Regions from separate parts of the Homo sapiens genome. Here region 1 is linked to region 2. The links are chromatin contacts, found by Hi-C or POLR2A ChIA-PET in ENCODE. All regions are on one chromosome and are shown on one strand. The core of a region is the stretch at or near the end of the contact, and the rest is flanking DNA. Distances in the headings are between cores, read along the strand shown. Region 1 has its middle 27 kb from the start of LINC02038. Region 2 holds the start of LINC02026 (long intergenic non-protein coding RNA 2026).

Region 1 (3,103 bases), core at 340-2,839, 190 kb before region 2:
TAGATCTTTATAATAACATGAAGCCCATGTTCTAATTTAGAATTCTCAAAAGGGGAGCTTACCCCTAGCCCATGCCCAACCCCCTTCCCTTCCCTTCCCCAGCAATGTCCTTGCCCACAAGGACCATTATGCATCCCCATCTGGACACAGCAGGGCACCCAGCTCAGAAGCCCAGGTCCTCTTCCAAATCCCTTGAATGCAAATATCCTGTGTTGCCCCTGGACCTAGGGGTGCACACACTGGCTGTGTATCCCTCGGTGGCCCCCGGGCTTAGGGGTGGGTGCACATGCTGGTTATATATCCCTTGGTGGTCCCTAGGCTTTGAGGTGCACGCACTGGCAGCATATCCTGGGCCTAGGGGTACACACGCTGGCTGTACAATCCATACTTGGGAGAACAAATCTGAGGAAAGACCCATGTAGGCCCCAGACCTGGCTAGTGGTGTTTTGACAGGGAATTCCAGATGCTCAGGGTAAGGACTAGACTGAGGAATGCAGGCTCCTGGTAGCCGTATGCCCTTGACTTGTTGGGCTCCTTGCCCATGGGCATGGGCATGGTCCTAGAAAGTGCTGGACTCCTCTAGCACAGGCCTAGGCGTGAGATTGCTGTACTGGTAGCAGCCGTAAGTGTTAAGTTCCACAGCTGGGTAGGTGGGGAGAATGAGGTGGCAAGCGTGGGCCTTCATCTAGCAATCCCTTGTCTGCCCAAGGCCAGGTGATGACATTCAGTGGCTCATGTCTGCTGCTCTGTCCAGCTCTTTGATGTCAGGTGCCATGTCATTTTTGTACTCTTGGTAGCAACTATTAAAGCACTATCCTTCAAGGCATAAGTGTTCAAGGGGCAGTTCTAAAATGTGTCGTGATACACATCATGAAAATAACACTGGACTTGGAATCAGGACGCGTGGGTTCTCTCTCTGCTCTGCCACAGCTCACTCAGCTTAGGCTTATCATGTTTCCTCCCCAGGCCTTATATTTTCCCGTCTAGAAAATAAGGGTGTTGGTGGCCGGGCTGTGTGGCTCACGCCTGTAATCTTTGGGAGACCGAGGCGGGTGGATCACCTGAGGTCTGGAGTTCGAGACCAGCCTGACCAAGATGGAGAAACTCCATCTCTACTAAAAATACAAAATTAGCTGGGCGTGGTGGTGCATGCCTGTAATCCCAGCTACTTGGGAGGCTGAGGCAGGAGAATCGCTTGAACCCAGGAGGCAGAGGTGTGGTGAGCCGAGATAGTGCCATTGCACTCCAGCCTGGGCAACAAGAGCAAACTCTGTCTCAGAAAAAAAAAAAAAAAAAAAAAAGAAAAAAGAAAAGAAAAGAAACGAAAAGAAAAGAAAAGGGTGTTGGGCCGACAGTTTCCAAAGTTCCATTCGGATCTGAAGGTCTGTGGTTTATGACTCCTGCAAGCTAGTTTTCCTTATCTGTCCATCTTTCTCAACCCTAGGTACTCAGTACAATGACCCAGGAAGTTTTACCAAAAAATACCAGAGCCCAGGCCCTACCCCCAGAGATTCTGCTTCAGTTCTTCTGAGGCGTGGCCCAAGCCAAAGCTCCCCAGTGACTCCGAAGTGCAGCCGCGGCTGAGAAGCACTGTTAGAGTTGGACGGCAGCTCTTGACTCCTCCCACTCCTCACCCACATCCAGGGACAATGGAGCCGGACAGATGCCTGGCTGCAAAAGCAGAACAGCTGTAGGCAAGGCTAGACTCTGGGATCCTGGGGCGGGGGTCTCCTGCTCACTCTCCAGGAAGATGGGAATAAAGAGACCCAATTTCCTGGCCTCAGGCTCCTCGCCTCCCTATCCATCTTCCCATCCTCCAGCTGAGAGCCTAGGGGGAGGAGGAGGGAGAGCAGGCAGCTGCCTAATCTGGGGAGATTTTCTCAGGGGTGGGGGAGGCTGACTTTTGGCTCCAGTCTTCCTCCGCCCTCACAGCTGGAGCAGCCAGAGTGAGCGCGCTGGGGCTGGGATCTCAGCTGCTGGCAGTTGTTCCCATGTTCTGTCCCTGACAGCTGCAAATCTGCTGACGTGTTGCATGTGTGTGTGTCCACATGCGAGCGTGGACTCCAGCAGAACAAATAAGAATAATAAGCAGAACAAATAAGAGGTAGAATGTGGAGCCCAGGAGGTTGCCTGTTCTTCCTAGACTTCAAGTTACCCCTGAAGCCTTCCCTGACCCCCAGCTTCCTCCAGGCTGTAGCTCCCACGAGCCCCTCGTGCTTCCCCTCATTGAGAGTCCATGCTAGCAGCGGATTCGATGATTCCAATAGCTACATTTACTGAGCGGGTCCTGGGTGCCAGGCATTCTCCTAAGCAGGGTAGATTAATGGTTCTATTTAACCCTCAGAATAACCTTATGAAGCAAGCATTATGATTATTTCTATTTTATAGATGAGGAAACCAAGAAAAGATATGTTAACATTTAATCCAAGATCACACAGCTGCGAAGATTCAAAGTCAGGCAGCCTGGTGCCAAAACGTGAGCTCTTTAACACGTTGCTATTCTGCCTGCTGTTGGTGATTGATCACAGGTGAAGGCCTGTTCCAATAAATGAGGTCTCTCAGCCCTGACATTCTAACAGTGGTGTTGCTTGTAGAGACACACATTTTATACTTTGAGTTTTTTTTGTTGTTGTTGTTTAGATCAGAGTTTATCTTGGACAATATTGGCTGAGTTCATAAGCCAAAGTCAGAAGCACCTGTCATCATCCTGTGGGGCTCTGCTTCTGGGTGGACTGTAGGAGAAGTCCTGAGAGGAGAATGGTCTGGGCAGCATTGCCAGAACTGGGCTACAAAACAAGATTGTAAAACCACTGAACAAGAGAACCCCCGATGGTGGTGCAGAATGTGTGGGGCCTGCACCCTCCAGCTTGCAAAGGCTTCTGTTCCCTGGACACCTGAGGCCTTCGCCCAACAGTAGTGTTGGGTTGGGTTGAAATATCCACATGCCGGCCGAGCGCAGTGGCTCATGCCTGTAATCCCAGCACTTTGGGAGGCCAAGGTGGGCGGATCACGAGATAAGGATATCGAGACCATCCTGGCTAACAAGGTGAAACCCCGTCTGTAGTAAAAATACAAAAAATGAGCCGGGCGTGGTGGCAGGCAC
Region 2 (2,786 bases), core at 139-2,638:
TGAAGCAAGGCACTCCCCTCTCTGGGCCTCAGTTTTACCATCTGTTAAACGGCGTAACGATGGCACTGTCCTCCTGAAGTCACCGTGAGGATGAAACAAGGCAATGTCCCTAAACCAAGTGCCTGCCGTAGTGTCTGCTCTTGTTACTCATAACCATGGGCTGCTCTTACTGGACGGTGCTTGTGACCGCAAGAACCCTAAGGGCCAGGGCTATTCATCTCTGAATCTCTCTCTGCAGTGTTTAGAGGTGCTGTCCACAAGTCAGGTGTTCAATTTCTATCTTCTGAAGGACTGAACAAAACATGGCTATGAAAAGGGACAAAATGAATCAAGCCTTAATGCAAAGACACAGTAAATGCAGGTGAAATGACGGGAAAGGAGAAAGGAATGTAGGAAAGTAAATGGGGGAGAGGAGACGGTGCACCGCCTTCAGAGGAGAAAAATTCCTATTAAATTCCTGTTCCGCCTGTAATCTCAGCACTTTGGGAGGCCGAGTTGGGTGGATCACCTGAGGTCAGGAGTTCGAGACCAGCCTGACCAACATGGTGAAACCCCATCTCTACTAAAAATACAAAAATTAGCCAGGCCTGGTGGCAGGCGCTTGTAATCCCAGCTACTCGGGAGGCTGACGCTGGAGAATCCCTTGAACCCCGGAGGCGGAGGTTGCAGTGAGCCAAGATCTCACCACTGCACTCCAACCCGGACAACAGAGCGAGACTCTGTCTCAAAAAATAAAAAATTCTCGTTCATCTCTTAACGTGGGGACTTGCCCATTTATATTTGGACGGTATTTTTCTCTGGCTGTCCCACTTCCCGGGGCCTTGGAGCTCCCTCCCCCGCAGGGCGGCTTCTCTCCTCCTCCTCCCTCCTCCCTCCCGCTCCCAGGGGAAGGGCCGCGGCCGCAGCCCTGACCTCGCCTCCCACGCGGGCCAGCAGCCGGCCAGCCCGCGGGCGGGGCAGGAAGGGGGAGCCGAGGCTCCGGGCACCCGAGATCCTTAACTGCAGCTTCCAAAGCCCTGGCTGATCCTAATCAGTGTGGGAAAGGAGCGCCGGGCCCAGCCCGCCGGCCGGAGACGCCGCCTCTTTTCATAAACTTTATCGCCGCGGTGCACAGCCGCTGATAAAGCACCATAAATAAACGAGCGGGCGGGAGTGCGCGGCTGTCTGGAGGCTGCCGGAGCGCACGCCCTGCCTCGGCCCTGCAGCTCCCGGGGGAAATGAATCACACGCCGGGCTGCAAAGAGCAGCATGTTCTCCTCTCCAGACCAAGGCCGTAAATAATAATGCGTTCTTTCCCTACGTGGAGACCCTCACCTTTTGTCTTGTGCATTCCGTAAAAAGCTCAGGAGTTTCCTTCCGGCTGCCTGGCCTCCCCTCCTTGCCCCGGGGGGTTAGGAGTGCTCTGTTCTGACTTAGGCGTTTCCCTAGGGTGGAGCTCCTGGGCCTGGGTTGGGCCTGGGCGTGTGGCTCCGTGATCGTAAGTCCCCTCTGGCTCTTGCACAACAGACCGAGGCTGGAGCAGGGCAGGGAGGCCGCAGTGGGGCCTGGGTTAGGAGGGGGGTGGTTTGACATCTCTAGTGGTAAGTGATGGTGAGCCCGGTTCCCGCCGTGGTGGCCACGGACATGTGTGGTGGATAGCCTGCTGCAGCTGAGTCATCGAGGAACCCTGGGTACAGCTTATTCAGAGGCCAAGGGAGAGTGCATACCCTGATCACAAAGAAAGAAGACTTTGCCCCACTTGATGGCGTGTTCAGCAGGCCGCATGATCCGTGTCCCTTAGCTGTTGAAGTTTTGACTTGGGGGGTGCCCGAAGTTAATCTATGGTACAATTTTGGGGAGTAGAGTTTGAGGATGATTCCATGAACATGAAACAATCTAGAAAGTCAGTGGTGTGTGGAACAGCCCAAAGCAGGCCAGCTCCGCCACAAGGTCCAGTCTCTAACCCAACCCTGCTGCCACTCAGCTCTGTGGCCTCGGGCAGCCACTGCCCTTCTCTGAGCCTCAGTTTCCCCATCCTTCTAATGATCTCTAAAGAGATCTTCCAGCTCTTCTGCTCACTTAGTGAGAAATAACATCCTTGCTATAAATTCTTCCATTTCCGAGGTGTCCCAGCACAGGCCCCTCTGAAGAAACACTGTAATGTCCACTTAGAAGAAACCAGGGCGTGGGCCATTTCTGTAACTGACACCTCGTTAGCGAGATTAGCACTGGAAATTACCTCCTGGGGAGTTTACAGAGGTTCAGGAGCCCTCTAGCCAGAATAAAGTCAGCTTGTGAGGTAAAAAGATTTAAAAATAAAATCCAGTACTTGATTACAGCATTAGGTCAGTGTTTCTCTGCGCCCCAAGGATAAGCTCCATGGTGGCTGGGGTTCTGCTTCCTGTGAGAAGGATTGGCTGGCTTGAAACATCTCATCCCCAAAAGTCAAATGTTTCCTTTAGTGGGAAGCAGGGCCGGGAAGGAAGGAACTTCTGGTTGCAGCTCTAGAGAGTGGAATCTAGGAGTCCTGATAGATTATTTATGGTTCAGCACTCCTAGAGAGTGTGGATTTTGGGAGCTGACTCCTCCAGCCATGGCCAACAAGAGCCGATCACTCATGAAATAGAAATGAACAATGGCAGCCAGGCACCGTGGCTCACGCCTGTAATCCCAGCACTTTGGGAGGCGGAGGCGGGTGGATCACGAGGTCATGAGTTCTAGACCAGCCTGGCTAACATGGTGAAACCATGTCTCTACTAAAAATACAAAAATTAGCTGGGTGTAGTGGCGGGCGCCTATAATCCCAG

What was found. Hi-C counts contacts between places; a loop is a spot of excess contacts on that map. ChIA-PET counts read pairs that join two places held with the same protein, here RNA polymerase II (POLR2A). Pooled maps may share reads with other maps.
Region 1: a pooled map shows a loop between it and region 2 (6-fold over the local background). The contact joins the enhancer-like site here to the promoter of LINC02026 in region 2. A Hi-C loop is called at or near these places in 5 of 168 maps with a recorded cell type or tissue (Caco-2, Calu3, heart right ventricle and 1 more) and 5 of 50 pooled maps. POLR2A ChIA-PET finds 5 or more read pairs at or near these places in 6 of 52 experiments (A549, K562, MCF 10A and 3 more).

The regions. Positions count from the first base shown.
Region 1 is chr3:193,815,227-193,818,329 of GRCh38, forward strand. No RefSeq gene overlaps it. Among named protein-coding and RNA genes, the nearest start is that of LINC02038, 27 kb to the right of the region's middle. RefSeq lists an enhancer at 1-777. Within about 2 kb of position 1,590, at least 16 of the 41 ENCODE cell types and tissues checked have a DNase peak (open chromatin) inside an H3K27ac peak, as active enhancers do; they include PC-9, heart right ventricle and stomach, where a contact is called at or near this core.
Region 2 is chr3:194,002,271-194,005,056 of GRCh38, forward strand. LINC02026 (long intergenic non-protein coding RNA 2026) reads right to left here and starts at 1,389. Exons shown (of 3, transcript NR_033944.1): 1 at 1,315-1,389. RefSeq lists a silencer at 915-1,084 and an enhancer at 1,448-1,963.